2 separate regions of the Homo sapiens genome follow, and region 1 is linked to region 2. Evidence: chromatin loops called from intact Hi-C (ENCODE). Cell type or tissue: mammary epithelial cell. All regions are shown on one strand. Links, peaks and the distances in the headings refer to the core of each region. The heading gives the core; the rest is flanking DNA. Region 1 overlaps ARHGAP26 (Rho GTPase activating protein 26). Region 2 overlaps ARHGAP26 (Rho GTPase activating protein 26).

What was found. A loop is a pair of places that touch in the nucleus more often than their neighbours do. Peaks named below come from ENCODE experiments on the same cell type or tissue, not always from the same donor. Only the 100,000 strongest peaks of a DNase experiment are listed, where the experiment ranks them.
Region 1: it touches region 2 in a loop (7-fold over the local background); 3 of 110 quality-filtered maps call a loop at or near these places.

The regions. Positions count from the first base shown.
Region 1 is chr5:143,223,740-143,232,252 of GRCh38, reverse strand. It overlaps ARHGAP26 (Rho GTPase activating protein 26), which reads right to left. Exons shown (of 23, transcript NM_001135608.3): 23 at 3,246-8,513. Among named protein-coding and RNA genes, the nearest start is that of ARHGAP26-IT1, 35 kb to the right of the region's middle. RefSeq lists an enhancer at 2,625-2,684. In mammary epithelial cell, for the core only: no CTCF peak of the experiment used is centred there; no DNase peak of the experiment used is centred there.
Region 2 is chr5:143,152,532-143,161,044 of GRCh38, reverse strand. All of the region lies in intron 20 of ARHGAP26 (Rho GTPase activating protein 26), which reads right to left. Among named protein-coding and RNA genes, the nearest start is that of ARHGAP26-IT1, 36 kb to the left of the region's middle. In mammary epithelial cell, for the core only: a CTCF peak has its summit at 5,412; a DNase peak (open chromatin) is centred at 5,954; H3K27ac peaks cover 1,242 bases.

The DNA.
Region 1 (8,513 bases), core at 219-8,218, 71 kb before region 2:
TCTCTCTCCCCCCTTCATTCTTGATCCTTGCTGTCCTTCTGCTTGGGACATGTCTCCATTTGCCTAAGTGGGAAACTCTTCTCTATCTTTCAAGGTCCATCTTGAATGCCACCTCTTCCGTGAAACTTTCTCTGGTTCCTATTTCCCAGTAGGAAGGATGCCTCTTCCTCATCGCACTGCACTACCTGCCACACACTGCTAGTATGGTCATACCACATGGCAAACGCTGTTCCTTGTATATTTCCCTATGGCAGAAGCCAATTTTGAGTTCCCTGAAGACAGAGATCATGTCTTACACTTCCTGGTTGTAGCAGCTCCGGCATGGAAGAGGTGGTCAATAACTGATGGCTGAATGGAAACATAAAAAATCGAGGGTGATTGCTCTCAATGGGCCATGGCCAGTTACTCCCCACTGTAAGGAAAAACAGAACGGAAATGGACTTAAGCTGCCACATGGGAAACTTCAGTCAGACCCAAAGAATTCCCTCAGTGAGAGTGTTAGATATCAGACCAAACTCCTGTGGGACAGTGTGGAATTTCCGTGAAGGGACTTTACAAAGGAATACTTCTTTTATGTTTGGGGGTGATTCTGATGTGGTTTTGCTTGAAGGCAGGCCCTTTTCACATAAGGTTCATGAAACAACCCCTAAGTAACCCAGATGACAGCACAGGGTCTCGGGCTCTTGGTCAGCTGCTTCTCCAGATGGTTTCTTGTGCCCAGCACCAGCCAAGGAGGCTGGGAAAGAATGTGGCTGTGTGTGCCTGAGTGGAGGGTGGGAGGTCTTCCTCCCACAAGCTCCAATCCCAGTATGTGAGCAAATGGTGCGTTTTGCCAAGGGTCACAAAGTTACCCTGTGTTCAAGTACCCAAGTGTAATAACATGCAATTTCTTTCTTCCAACTATAACTGTAGAGTAAAACAGGGAGGAGGAACTGCCTTCTAGTGCAGTGCTTTCCCCACTTTTTTTCCCCTTGGTCAGCCCACCCAGGGGCTATGAGCACCTGCTGCATGCCAGCCCTGGGCTGGGTACTGGGCAGAGATGAACAAGACCTGGTCTCTGTCCTAACTGAGCTGTTTATTAAGAGCAAGATGGGCCTCAAACATTTGATGACAAATCATGAATTAATTATAGGTAGAAAGTACATGAGGGAGAAAAATGGTGTGATAGGAGAAAAGGTGTAACAGAAAGATGGCCATCCTCTACGGCCATAATTTCAACTTGCTCATCACAGGTGAGGCAAGCATGACTACTCCTTTTCTTTGTCACGAAGATTCAGAAAAGGTAGAAAAACAGTTAATAATTCTTTCCAATAATCTACCCCCACCCACAAATCCCAAAAGGACATCCAGCCACAGTGTCAGAACAAATATTTCAAGTTTACGGTGGGCACAAGACCTGGAGGGTAAGATGTGATTTGGCACCTAAAGAAAGAACCCATGGACTCACGTTTTTACTAATTTGCTGGTTGGCCTGGGGAAGGCATCAAAGCTACCTGGCTTTCAGCTAATAGGAAGTTGCAGCAGGCTTCATGGAGCCAATGACGTAAGAGACGTGACAGATTTACAGTGCGACAGGAGTTGCTAAGTGCTGTGGGATACAGAGGGTCTCCGTGTTGATCATTTCAACTTAAAACCTTCTGGCTTTGGTCCTCACTGTCTGATGTTGACTGGGTACCGCAGGGTGGCTTTCTGAAGGATGCATCCCGGCATGGGCATGCCCCTTCCCTGCGGATGGTTATGCAAAGCTCCTCCATGTGACAAACCTCACCCACCCCGAGCAGTTACCATGGAGGTTAGAGCCTCCCTTGGCTGCTGTGCAGGCTGCAGTCAGCCAACACTGACTAACCCCGCATAGTTAATTAGTGGCAGCTTAGCTTGGTGCTATTAAAAGCAGGGCAAGCCAATGACACTGACACATTCAGGTAGGAGAGAAGTGTGGTATCTGAGTGGAGGTTGGGAAAGAACTGAGAAAATAAGAAATTAGAGCCATGACTTAATTCTCATGAGCAAGCGTGTTTGGGGTCTGAGAAAATCTCTCATCACACTCACTCTCTAACATTTACCTAATTTCAACTGTCAATCAAATCCACTTCTAACCCAGGTGCTCTTAGGACTAATCATGCAGTCAGAACTGAGTGAAAAACACCAAGCAAAACCACAGGACGTGACAGTTTGCGCTCTGCTCTGAGTGGCTGTTAAAAGCAAAACAAAATTAAAACCTTCTGCTAGGAAGGCATGAAAGTTGAAGTGATTGGGAAATCTATTGGAAAGGCCAAGGACAAAGATAAAATACACACCACGTATTTCATTCTCTCCATGAAGGATCAGACATAGATGTACACCATACTCAGAAAGCCTCGCCTAGTTACAGGATGACCCACACATGTGGGACGCTTTGGGTGCTGGGGGAGTTTTCCAGAGGAGGCTGTCAACTCAGTGAGGGCAGCAGCTGCTGCCAGCCTGTGCTGTTCACAGGGGTAAACGAGTGCCCGAAGTGGCAAATGAGGACAAGCAGACAGCTCACATGTGACCCACGCATTTAAATAGCCCCCCTCCCCTTAGAACCAGGACCAAGGGAGCTTCACATCCCTTCCTCCCCTCCCAGGGCAAGCATCTGAAGCCAGAAGCCTCATCCTCAGTCCCCAGAGCGCTGGCTTCCCCATGCCGCCTCCACTGAGCCCATCAGGGAGTCCTCTGTGCTTGTGGCAGAAGCTGGGAGCTCACTGGAAGCCTGGGTCCCAGGCTGCCACTCAGAATGTATCTGGAAGGGACATGATGAATGCGAAGACTCAGTGATCTGGCTTGGCCTGGGACAGCATGCAACAAGCTCTAAACAACAGACTTACAAACCAGCTGTGCTGGGGGCATTGCCTGTGTTCTGGCTCTGATGATTCCATCCTTGTGTTCATGAGGTTTCAGAAAATAGGTGATTAGAAAGTCAAATTTAGGAAGAATAAAACAATATGTATTCTAAGAGAAGAACGTTAGAAATGTGAAGTGGACTATGACTCTTCGGGCTCAATTGTTTAATATGCCTGAGGAGCAAATTCTCAAGTTTCCTAGCATCTGACCTCTTCCTAAATGGAAAGCAAAGCTTCTCAGAGCTCATCAGAAATAAGCACGGTGGTTGTCACCAAAAACCGCAGGAGCCGAGACTTGTGACCTTTGATCATCATGTATATATGCTTATTTGAAGACATATTAAAGCATGTATTGAGTCAAACTCTATCAGAAACTCAAGAAAATACCACCAAATGGAAAAGTCATTTAATTCAAAAATCATACGTCCACTCATTTCATAGGGATTGTCACATAAACCAACCACATGTAAGAAAGCCAAGTTTCAGAGGCCTCTGAACAGAAATTTTGTTTTCTTTATAGATATATTTGGTGACACAAAAGCATTTTTTAAAAGCCTGAACATGGCAACAGGGCTACTAACAGGGACAAAGGTCTATTCTAGTCACAGATTACTTTCTAATTACAGCATTGGATTCTATGCACGAGTCAATAGTCAATACTGAAGTTTAGAACAGTGCGTTATTTTAAAAGAAAACATTAAAGTGCCATTTAATAAGTACTTTATTGATATTATATCACACAGCACTTTACAGTATACTCAAAGATAGCCTAAATTATGAATTAAACATGCAAATATTTTCTTTTCCAAAATGTGGACAAAATGTCTTTTAGAGTGCTTTTGAACACTAGCCTTAGCTACTAAGCATTCATGGGTTTGATCTTTCTTGCGACATGACTTTAAGTAAGTTAACAAAAAATGTAGCTGTAGACAGTAATTGTTTGATAAATATGAACAGTTTTAAAATGGCACTGAATTTACATCTTTAATCATTTTAATAGGCCATCCACAGCCTCTCTTGTGTCTCTAATTCTCAACCTCCGAGTCTTAAAGGCTGTAAAGGCTCAGAAAGTGCCAGCTCATGTGGGTCTCTGTAAGTGTCTATGTCTTCATAGATGTAAATATGTGCTGTATACACACACATACACACACACATAAATATACTTTAGAATCAACAGATGTGCATTGTCAGATACAAGGTTGATTCTGGCATCTGGATAACCAAGAAAGCTGCTTTTAGGTGTCTGGACAACTTTGTAGAAATGGTTGACGTAGAACAGTATAGAATGTCTTAACCTCTCCAGGACTGCTCCAGGTAACTGACATTTTGTTTATCAATACTCTGGTTCTGACTAAAGTGAATTTTGACATGGACATGTCATGTCATGTCATACCCACACAAGGGTCTAGGTCTATGCTAAGCCTTTGCTCTCTAAAGCATTCCACCTTGAGAGACGTTTTCACTCTGTAATGTCTGGCACAACTTTTGTAAAAATATTAGCTGTGAAATTTTTCTGTGATCGCTTTTTTTTTTCTCCTCAGTAAGCATAATATTTATCCTTCTAAAAAAGTATCCAAAGCTCCTTAGGATGGTTCACCTTTCTCTTTCTCTCTAGTCCTGGTGTTACTTTGCATCCAACACTTTTTCCTCTCAATAATACAGGTGCTTCCACTGGAAGACCACATTTCAGCAAGGACTGGCTCTGAATGACACCTGGATTCTATGGCCTTTCCCTCCACTTTGGGAAGCTCTTTAGTTAGACAGGTACTGTAGGCGGCAGGAGAAAAAAAGCTAATTATTACTTGTTGGAGTCTTGTCTCAGGCATGCTGTGGGGCTGTGCAAGATTCGCTGCTCTGCTGCTGTTGTCATTTTGATGCTACAATTACAGAGAGGCGGTTCAGCACCCAGCCGATCGGTGTGGCTGCCAAACACATTTGAGCATGACAAGATAAATTTGTTAGACACCAGCACAGGGTGGGTGAGAAGACATCCTGCTGACTTTATAAAGTGATGTGGGGCAGGGTTGTCGAGGTAAGTGATGATTGTCAAGTTTGCCAGAGATGATAGATAACTCCTTTGGCAGAACACCTAGGTCATTCCTTTTAAAGTCAGGTAGCTAAGAGGCTGTTTGGTTTCTGCAGCGCTGGCTACCTACTTGGGGAACATGGTTGCTCACAAAACATTCAGTACTTGGGCAAACTCTGGGTGCCATGGTGGCCACTGCTGTCTCCGGGAGTGCCATGTCCACAAAACTCAGTCATCCAGACTTGCTTTTGGGAGCAGAAGCCAGAGGATGACAGGTGCCAACAGACAGGCAGGGATCAGGTTATCTTTGGCTTCTTCTTTCTGTCTTTCTCCCCCTCAACTGTGAATGCTTTTGGAGCCTCTGCAGTCAAGACAGAGCTTTTACTGAGACAGCAGTTGCCATTTTCAGCTGATAGAAACTCAGGGGATAGAAGGCCTTCCCTTTGAGCCGCAGGTATGGCACACACAACTCTGCAGCTCTGGGCAAGTGCCTTGGGATGCCCTTGTCACTAGTATGGCTCTGTCCTGCTAATGCCAGTCTGTCAATACTTGATTGTTCATTCTTTCTCTTTGCCTCTCACCGAAAAGCACTCGGTGAGAGGAAATGAACTGATATTCAAAAAGACAGTGTGGTCTGACATAAGAAAACACATATTGGCCGTATAAATACTTCAGACATTAAGCTAAAGACTGGCTCCAATTCTAGGACACCAAGGCAGGCCACAATGCACAGGGTCCATCCCTATATATGTTTATTTTGAAAAACAGGAGAAAAGATCTTCTGTCTTGAGCAAGTCAGGGTTTTACTTGCCTGGGGGCAGGGATTTGAAACCAGCTGTCTTCTCCTGGCATGGCATTCTTTTTTTTTTTTTTTTTTTTTCCTTTGAGACGGAGTCTGGCTCTGTCACCCAGGCTGGAGTGCAGGGGCGTGATCTTGGCTCACTGCAATCTCTGCCTCCTGGGTTCATGCCATTCTCCTGCCTCAGCCTCCAGAGTAGCTGGGACTACAGGCGCCCGCCACCACACCCGGCTAATTTTTTGTATTTTTAGTAGAGACGGGGTTTCACCGTCGTAGCCAGGATGGTCTCAATCTCCTGACCTCGTGATCCGCCCGCCTCGGCCTCCCAAAGTGCTGGGATTATAGGCGTGAGCCACTGCACCCGGCCATGGCATTCTTTAGCTACGAAATTTTGTTAGTAACCTGAAGGAAGAGTGAGAGGCTGACCTTAATACCCCTAAAAGATTCAGGCTATGGCTAAGTGATCCCTGGGTCTTACAAAGGAAACTGGAGGCTACTGGGAAAGCTCAGGGATCCTGGGCCATGGTCTTCCACTCTGATAACCAATTCATTCTCCTCATCTGCCCTAAAGTTTCCTGTTCACACAGAGAGAGTCAGAGGTAGGGGGCATGGATAGGGGAGAGAGTAAAATCTTTAGTCTTCAAGTTCCTTCCTACTCATTGGCTCATATTCTGAAGTTTATCCAGTTTTGTAGCTAATAGGAAGGAGGGGAGCCTGGCTGGGCAAAGGGAAACAGAGAAGCCATCTGTCAAGGGCACCGCACAGCCACAGGGAAGCTGGGGAGGGGGTACCTGAAAGATCCCATTGGCAGCAGCTCATGGGCACTGCACAGACACACGGAAGCTAGGGAGGGAGTTACCTAAAAGATCCCATTGGCAGCAGCTCTGTTTCTCCCGATTTCAAATCAGAGCCAACTCAAGAGGGAGGGACATGCTTCCAAGCAGTGAAGCTGGGGCCAAATGTCTACAGGGATGCTTCGTGAGGCACCCCCAAAGCAAGGATCTTGGCCTTCTGTTCCTCCACATGAGCTCCAGGTAAGTTTATGATGGGACAGATTACAACTTCAAACATCAAATGTGGTCGGCCGCAGCGGCTCACACCTGGAATCCCAGCACTTTGGGGGTCTGAAGTGGGCAGATCACTTGAGGTCAGGAGTTCGAGATCAGCCTGGCAAACATGGCAAAACCCCATCTTTACTAAAAATACAAAAAACTAGCTGGGTGTGATGGCTCATGCCTGTAGTCCCAGCTACTTGGGAGGCTGAGACAGGAGAATCACTTGAACCTGGGAGGTGGAGGTTGCAGTGAGCCAAGATTGCGCCACTGCACTCCAGCCTGGGCCACAGAGTGAGACTCCATCTCAAAAAACAAACAAAAACACAAATAAAAAACCTCATCAAATGTGTTAAAAGCATGATGTTGGTCTCTCTTTGAGAAGCGTAATAGTATGTGAATGCACATCCCCTGAGGCCTCCATTTCCCAAGGTCTTCTTGTCCTCAGGTTCACAGATCTAACCTACTAGTATACTCCCTTTCTTCTCGAGTTTTCCCCAGTGGCTTTCTTGAGTTCTGTCTTGGTCCTGTCCATTCTTAATTCTCATTCCCTGATTCAATGGTAGTGTCTCGCTTGCTCCTGGGTGAGTTCCCGGAAAAGAGCTGTATAATCCTTGAGCTGATAAACTGAGTAGTGAATCACCATGACAAACCCCTGTTAACTTTAAAACCACCTGTAAAGCTATGACGGCACAATCTATACCCCTCCTGGAGTCTTCCTCTTCTTTTGGGATCACGGGAATTGGAGGTGAAAGGGAAGAGTTTTAAAATGTTTAGGAGAAGGGAAAGCAGCAGCACATTGAGAACTGAACATTCTAAGAAGCTGGTTCTTTAAGAACTTACAGACGCACACAAAATTTGAAAACTAGCTTGTCCACATTTCTAAAGCCTCAGAAGATGTGGAGAAAAAGAAGTAAAGAGCACAGCAACTGACTCATCTCTTTCTGGCCTGATATCTTGGGGGTACCAAGAAATACACCTGAGAAGAAAGACAAAAACTCGAATGCCTGACCCCACTTATTTAAATCCTGAGCTTCATCTTACTACTAAGTAGGCATTCTTTGAAAAACTCATTGCCTGGAGATGCTCTTCCCATCTCCAAATCCAAAGCCCAAGGGATGCTTAAAAACACATAAAGACTGAACACCACTGATGTGTCGTGCCCACCAACAGGACAGCAGAGAGCAAGGCCATAGAAATGTCTTCTCTTTCCTTCAGGCCGAAGCGGGGACAGTGACCTTGACTCTCTTCAGCTTTGCCTCCCCTCTCTCCCTCTTAAACATACTTCTTCAGCAATCAAAGCCTAAGTGTGTGAGCAACTAACTTAAAGAATATCAAATATAAAACTTTGCCATATAGTATTTCAAATCACTCTATTTACAAGTTTATCTTTTCAAAAAAAAAAAAGTAAAAGATACAGTAATTCAACACAATTCAAGTTTTTCTTTTCTTCTTTAAAGTTCCCTAACAAGGAATTCCAGAAACAGGAAACACTCTGAAGCAACGCTGCCATCCAAGGGGCTCCTGGGGAGCTTGACGGTCCATCGGTTTGTAGTTTGTCTAGAGTCACCCTTGCAATGACATTCACATGTGGAAGATACGGATAACTCTGTTGTTTGCAGGCCAAGTGAATTTGAAATCTCCAGGTAGTACTTCCCCATCCAAGACAGTCTTCCACAAGATCCAGCCTCTTTTCACCAGCAAATTCCCTTTTTCAGAGGGTACTCATCCCACCCTCCAACCTTGGGTTTCTTCCTGAATCACAATGGCCTATA
Region 2 (8,513 bases), core at 443-8,442:
GTAAGAGACTCCATCTCAAAAAAAAAAAAAAAAAAAAAAATCTGAAATAGCCCAGAGGCTGGGGTCTAACTGGTTCTACTCAGCTTCCTGAGCGAGAGCTCAGTTAACTCCATATGTGATTTCTTCTGCTGTGCCAACAGTTACCACTTACTACACTGACACAGAGCCCTGGGCGAGGCCAGCCTGGAGAGAGGGAGCCATTTGGCCATTGATGGAATGATTCAATGACCAATGGCCTTAATTTCATTTTCACTTAAAATATACCAGGCCAGGCACAATGACTCACACCTGTAATCCCAGCACTTTGGGATGCCGAGGTGGGAGGATCTCTTGCATCCAGGGGACTAGCCTGGGCGACATAGCAAGACCCCATCTCTACAAAAAATAAAAAATTAGCTGGGTATGGTGGCACATGCCTGGGACTATCCAGCTACTCAGGAGCTAAGGTGGAAGGATCGCTTGAGCCTAAGAGGTTGAGGCTGCAGTGAGCTGTGATTGCACCACTGAACTCAGCCTGGGAAACAGAGTGAGACCCTGTCTAAAAAGAAAAAAAAAGAAAGAAAAAAAAACCACCAAAAGCAACAACTTCTTGGTAAAGGCCTTACTCTTCTGTCAAATAGCATCTCATTTAGACTCCTAGCTATTGAGGTAACACAAAAAAGTTTAAGGTTAAAAAGAAAAATCTTGGCCAGGCATGGTGGCTCATGCCTGTAATCCCAGCACTTTGGGAGGCTGAGGCAGGTGGATCGTGAGGTCAGGAGATTGAGACCATCCTGGCTAACACGGTGAAACTCCATCTCTACTAAAAATAAAAAAAATTAGCAAGGTGTGGTGGCGGGCACCTGTAGTCCCAGCTATTCAGGAGGCTGAGGCAGGAGAATGGTGTGAACCCAGGAGGCAGAGCTTGCAGTGAGCCGAGATTGCACCACTGCACTCCAGCCTGGGTGACAGAGCGAGACTCCGTCTCAAAAAAAAAAAAAAAAAGAAAAATCTTTTCTCACTAAGACATGTTCCAAAGCTTTAAGAGAATGAATGAATGGTCATTTCAAAACCAAGCAAATGTATTTCTGAGTTTTTGAAGCTAAACAATCAATGCACACACATGTAAAAAAAAAAAAAATCCCATACCACAAGAGGGTAGTGTTAAAATGAAAAGGCAGTGTTCCTTCCGCCACAGATCACCATCCCATCTGCCTCCTTCAGGGAAAACCACACAGATTCATTCCCCTGTATCTTCCCAGAAATATTACAGATATTACACCCACCCATGTGTGTCTATAAATCCTGTGTCTATATCCCTGGATTCTTATATAAAATAGTATCATATAATGTACACTGATGGTTTTCAAATCTAGATGCATATCAAAATCACTTGGGAGGCTTCAGAAACATACCACCACTCAGACCCTACATCAGATCAGTTAACTCTGAGGCTCCAGGGAAGGGGCCTAGATGTTGGTAATTTTTATTTTAGGCTCCCCATGTGGTGCTGATGTGCCATCTGGACTGAGAGTCACAGCTGCACACTGTCCTGCACCATTTTTTCCCCCTTTAATGTGCCTTTGAAGGCAGCTCTAGACCAGCACATACAGAACTACCTAATTCCTCTGTTGTACTGGATAGTACTCAACTCTACTATTTATTTAGGCCGTCCTTTATTGATAGCTATTCCTGCTGTTTCCACTCTTTGGACATCATTAATTTGCCTCTCCAGACACAATCTTTACCCTGATCTCTTCTCTGGGATCTAACCAGCATGGATTTCTTCAACAGGGCTTTTGCAACCTCGGGCTTCCTGTTGGGTTCACCAATGGGGAGCTCTTTAGACTAGCAGGGGGAAGGAGACGGCCAAGGCATTTATTCCATTTCTGAAAGGTCTGGCTGTGTCCCTTGACTGAAGGTCACTGCTCCTGTCAAGACACCAACTCATATATCCTTCTGGGTTCCTGTACCACTTTCCTCTCATGTTCTCTCAGCTAAGGGTGGTGACTGGGCAGCAGCTGCTAGCCCTGGCTTACTCTACTATCTCTTGTGATTCCTCGGCACCAACTCTTTTGTTAATAAACCCTCCTTGAGTTATGTTATTTTGAATGCACCAAAGTTTCTTCTTAGGATCCTAATACATCAACCTTGAATGAACACCTTTGCCTTTGTTTGTTTGTTTGTTTGTGGACAATAACATCTTGGTTTTCCCTGAAGACAAGGCTTCTCCTGTATAGGGCAACAAGAGGTAATAGGGTAGTCTGTAATGCAGCTATTTTATCCCTTTTCTGAGTATTTTTGACAACAGCCAGGGAATAGCCCCATCACCAGCTGCCTTTACTTCATAAAGAATATTAGAAGGAACATTAAAGCAATGTCTTAGTGAGAACTCCACTGCTTCCTTGTGAAGGAAGGTGATAGATATTAGAAGAGAATTTGATAGTGCAAATGCAGTGAATGACTAAGATGCTACATTTCCAGATAATTTTTTTTTCAGAAGCTCTTTTCCCTTTTGCCATAATGACAGTCAAATCAACACAGAGTCCTAGGCTGGAGAGGAATTCCTGAGGCTAAATTCTTCCCCAGTGGAGAGTTGAGATTGCAATTAGTTTCTAGCCTAATCAGCGTAGTTTCCAGTTGGCTCCACCCAACGGAGGAACAATAGGGTAGGGGGCTTTGACCAACGCTCTTTGTGTAAACAGTTCGATGCCTGTCTTGGAAGAGGAGCACTTCTATTGATTTCAGTGTATTTTATTATTTATAGTTAATTTAATTTGGGGTATTTTAATTCCTTTTTAAAATTATATCAATGTTTTTAATCTGGGTTGCTTTATGTTACATCAGGATCAAACAAATAAACAAAAGTAAACATTGAGTGTCCATCCACTGCCACCACGGAAAGAAATCAACACTAGGGGTTTGTTCATTGGTAGGGGGAGCAGTCTGAGAGCAAATAAGAAGAAGGAATAAAAATAATAGTAGAAACCAATTTTTATTGATTGGTTTTATTGATTGATACTCTGAACGAGGCCATTTACTAAGTGTTAGGAAGGCATTATCTTATAACCTTGAAAGTAGGTATTATTATTATTGCTACCATTTCACTGAAGAGGTTTAGCTTAGAGATAGCAAATAACTTTCCCAAGTTTACACAGTTAGGAAATGGCAGAGCTGAGGCTTGACCCTGGTAGATCCACAATCAGGCCACACAGGCTTTGCCCTGCCCCAGATTCTAAAGCTTACCAATGCTTTTCACGTGATATAACCCTATAACCCATTTCAGTCTTCGGAAAGCTATTTGTGGCCATACACTTATATATAAACAAAATCTCTGTTCTCTGAAAGGATCTCTACCATAGTAATGCCATCCATTATGAGAAATACATTTTCCCCCCTCAAAAGTAGAATGTCGATTTAGAATAGCATTTCCCAAACCATGGAATGCTCTTTCAAGAGGCTTAAGAGAAGTGCTGTAGAAATCATGTACTATGGTCAACGTATTTAGGAAATGTAGCGTAAGAGATGCCCCTTCAAGATGGACATATTAAAGGCTCAGAAGTTCTCTAGTCAATAATTTGTTGAACTGGCCAGGCATGGTGGCTCACGCCTGTAGTCCCAGCATTTTGGGAGGCTGAGGCAGGTGGATCACTTGAGGTCAGGAGTTCAAGACCAGCCTGGCCAACATGGTGAAACGCTGTCTCTGCCAAAACATATAAAAATTAGCTGGATGTGGAGGTGTGCACCTGTAGTCCCAGCTACTTGGGAGGCTGAGGTGGGAGAATTGCTTGAACCCAGGATGTGGAGGTTGCAGTGGGCTAAGATTACACCACTGACCTCCAGCCTGGATGACAGAGTGAGACTCTGTCTCGAGAAAAAAAAAAAAAAAAAAAGAAAGAATGTGTTGAACTTAGTCCAAAGCAGCTCTTGCCCCCTTCCCTTCCTGTACCAGTTTGGGAAATGCTGATTTAGACATCTCTAATCTGTCCACGCCGATGCTCATCCATCACCTTCAGTATCACATAGCCTGAGAGCTATTTTTCTGTCAATACCAGCATCTTGATCTTTTCATGTTACACACACAATAGATAAACAATAAAAACATCTACTGGCTTGATTAATTGATGCACCCACCCTGTCTTGATTTGTAACCAACAGGCACGCATTTGCGAAGCAGCTGACTGGGCTTTTGGGGGGAGATGGAAAGTGCAGCCCTGGTGAGCTAATAGGTTCCTGTGAAAAGCAAACCCATCCCTCCTCAGCTATATAAGCTGTGACTGATCCCAAAGGCCACGGGCAGAGCTCAGTTAAGCCCCAGTACTGTCATCACTGCACAGACAATCATAGGGTGCTGGTGATGACACAGGCTTGGCCCTGAGAGCTTTACACTGAGGTAAGTCCTGATTTTATTCTGGTGGAAGTCCATGAGCTTAACGCACTAGATCACTATGCACTATGGCTCTCAGACTTGAGCATGTATCAGAATCATCTGCAGGGTTTGGTAAAACACAGATTGCAGGGCCCTCCTTCCAGAATATGCTGATCCTATAGGTCTAGGGTGAGGCCTGAGATTCTGTAGATCTAACAGGCTCCCAGGTAACACCAATGATGCTGGTCCCAGGACCACACTCTGAGAACCAGTGCACAGAGCTAAGGGTCTGCCTTGGAAGACCAGTGTAACAGAGACCAAATGAAGCCTATGGTTGATCCTGCCTGGCTTTCCAGATCCCTAATGCAGAGAAGGAGTTAAAAACAAGATTCTAAGGCTGTTTCCAACTAGGAATGCTTTCCTAGCTAAGTAAGCATCTGCTTTCCAGATTGACTAAAAAAGGTTTCAAAAGCAGTACTTGAACTCTAATGTACTTTTAATTTACCCAATTTAGAATCTGAATCTACGAATAAGATCCCTCAGATTAAATACACAGAGGTAGAAACAATTCTAATCTAATCCTAAATAAGAAAAATAACACTTTAGATTTCCTTCAAAGTTCCCTCACAGGCATAACAATGTTGAAAAAGCCATGCGAAATCTTAAGCCTATTTCCTTCCCAAATATTCTACCAAAAATTTGAGATTTAAAATGCCTAACACTTACACAAATAAAATACAGTGTCATAAGGCATTTGAGGGCAGCTAAATTCAAAATGAAATTCAGTCATTCATACCTTTAATTAAACTCCAAAGCTTTAAGCATGTACTGTGTATGTCAGGGCAATTTTTGGAAACTGTTTTAGGTTATTTAGCAAGATTTATAAGTTTATAGAAAAAATACAGACCCTTTATATGATTTTAGCTTGTACAGGAGAAAAGAACAGAACAATATGTGTAAAGGAAAACATTTTTCCATTTGTGATTTCCACTCTGCTGGAAAACAGGGATGTGGCTAGGCATTCAAACGGCGCTCTGCCCTTACCTCCTCCCATACCCCCTCTGCTGACAGGCTGTAGAGATCCAAGTGCCACCGATGGGTCCCTGGTGCTTGGGAAAGAAACCCTGCTGGGTCACCAAGTGTGAGGTCTGTCTCAAGCAATTTTTATATTTTAAAAAAGAAGAACCACCACTAATAACCAACACATTTATCTCATAAAAATTGGATGAAGGCAGGAATTTCCACCCTCAACCAAGGGAAGCCCAGCTGGGCTCCCGATTGATGAGTGAGATCTTGCTTAGGGAAAGAGAAAAGTGGACATGAAGCCACTCAGAAAATGGGTCACACCAGTAACAAACTGAAAATGTCAAGGAAACGTGGCCTAGTTACAGGGCAGAGCTGTGGCCTCCACAGCCCAGGAGCCTGAGGTGACAGAGGGAGGGTATCTGGCATGTCCAAGAAACAACAATGAACGAGTAAGTAAGCTGGAATCCCCAAGGGCACTGTGGGGAGCAAGGAGGGGCAAATGAATCCTTTTGAAAACAATGAGGCGTTCAGGTTATTTCCAAAGGTGGGGAATGTCACCAACTTTTCAGGCAAATCGGTCTGAAGAGATCTTTTCTGCTTGGAGGTGGGTGAGAAACAGAATTCTCCATCTAAAAGGAAAGATCCTTCTCCACAAAAAGTTGATCCAGCCACAGAGGAAAACTTCCTCTTTCAAAGCCCCACATTCCAAAGGATGACAAATAGAGACAATTCTAGTAAAAGCATAGCAGCCTGTTTGGGTGTAACCCTTTGGCATAAAATAGCATGGGGATGGTAAAATTGCTTTTTAAAAAAAAAAATGCTATGAATTATCACTTGTCTAATGCATATTATTCATTTTGCCATTCATTTGGTCTCAATAAATAACAGCTATGCACACAATTATCAGGTACCCTGTGGGATTCAGAGGTTTCCAAATCTTTCAGGAACAGGGTGTGGCGTGTCTACCCTAGCTGGTCTTGCTTTAAGGAGGGGTAGCACCTGCCTCTACAGCAGAAGTTCCTTCCTCCTCTTCACTGATCACTTAAAGCCTGGACTGAGTTATAGCTCCAGTCTCAGATTCAAGGTAGGAGGCTGGTGGGGGAAGGTGAGTGGGACAGCCTGGGACATTTCTCTGCACAGGAAAAATACATACCATGGCTGAGGGACTGGAGAAAAAGTAAGGACAGTTTGTGGGGGGAGCCCTCCAAAATAATACTATTAATTGCCATACACAGTACTAAAATACGTAAGTAAAAGATGATCTTAATTTTCATGCCACCTATTTGAGGAGGTTATGATCACACTATTTTACAGATGAGAAAACTGAGGTACAGAGAGCTAAAGTCACTTGCCTCCTTCTCCTCCAAATCCCTATCTCCTTGGTTCTCCATTAGTTTTCTCCCTGGGACTTCTCAATATACTGTGTGACATACTGTGTTAAACACTGATTTATCTCCTGTCTCCACTAGAATATAAAATCCATGAAAGCAGAAACTCTTTTTTTTTTTTTAATATTTTTAAATCACTGTATCTTCAGCACTCAGACCACCACCAGGCCCACAGTAGGAGTTCAATTGACATTTGTGGAATGAATGTTGACCAACTAAAGTGGAAGATTAGTAAAATTTGAGAGATATCTCTGAAGGCAAGTTTTCCCTGAATTTCATCAGAGAACAGCTGAATCAAACTCAGAAGAAGCCAGCAATGTTTCAGAGAAACAACTCTGTCTGGACGCAGGCCTTGTTTATCCTTTGAATTCCAGGGACTGTTCTCTGGCCACTAAGACAGGAGAAGAAGGTTGACTCTGGCAGAATCTGCAGGCGTTTGGCATGCGTGCGTCTTTTAGGTCACCAGAAATAACTTGGAAATGCATGAGCGTGTGTGTTAAGACAGAAGGACGAGAAAAATTAGTTTTATTTATGAGGCTACTGAGCAGTTAGTTATTTTTTAGGGGTGGGGACCACTTAGGCAGAGAGAACTCCAAGGTTGGGTTCCATCATTGCAGTAATCATCCCAGCCCTCCTAGCTTTCTTTCAATCTTTCAATCTTTGTGGTCTAAAGAAGGCATTTACCTAGTAGTTTCTAATTTGGGGAAATTACTGCAGCATGTTATGTCCCTGGTGGGGCATTCCCTGACTTCTTTCTCAGCATTTGTTTACTTCCTCCTTTAAAATCACTCTCTCCCAGAAAGGAGTTGGCATGATGCCCCACTGGTCACTGTGGAAGGAGAGAATGATTTATTTCTGCAGCCCTCAGTAAGCACCCATTGAACGACCCTCATCCTTGGAGGTGGATCAGCCCCATTTCTTCCACCAGAGACAGTGGAAGATGGTGGTAGTGGGCATGCTCAGGTCCAGAGACCAGTATCATCAGCCAGGCAATGTCGATGCCAGAACTAAAACCTAGGGTTTCCTGCTTTCCATTCCAATATTTGAGCCACCTTTCTTGTTTGCCTCAGCCATTAGCCATAAATTTTGTTTCCCAAATTTCTTAGAATCTCAGTTACAAGTTGTTTTCTTTCCAAGAAGATTCTGAAAACCGAGAGGCTAGTCTCCATGCTGCACTATACTATAGTGAGACTCTTCCATACCTTTCTATTCATGCAGACAGCTCAGCCCCATCCCAAGACAGCTGCCCATGACTCCGCGGTCACAAACTCACAGGACTTGTGTCAGTTTACTATCACTGCATATTAAACCACCCTAAACTCACTGGGTTCCAATAATCACAATGTGATATTTATCATGAATCTATAGGTTGTCTGGGAAGCTTTGGCTGGTCTTGCCTGACTAACCCAGGTGGCTGCATTCAACTGACTGGTGGTCCCAATGCTGAGCTGCGCTGAGAGAGATAGCTGGGCTTCTCTCTCCAGTAATCCGTCATCTTTAAGGAGGCTACAACAGGCTTCTTTACATGGTGACTGGGTTCCAAGAGAATGAGAGAGAAAGCTGTGAGGCATTGTGGCCTGGGCCTGGGAAGGCACATGATGTCACTTCCTCCACATTCTATTGGCCAAAATAAGTCAAAGGGTAAAGGTCAGCCTAGATTCAAGGGCTCCAGCTCTTAATGGGAGGGGTTGCAAAGATTCTATGGCCATTTTTAATCTACTATGGGCCTACAGGCATTAGGTATAAAAGTG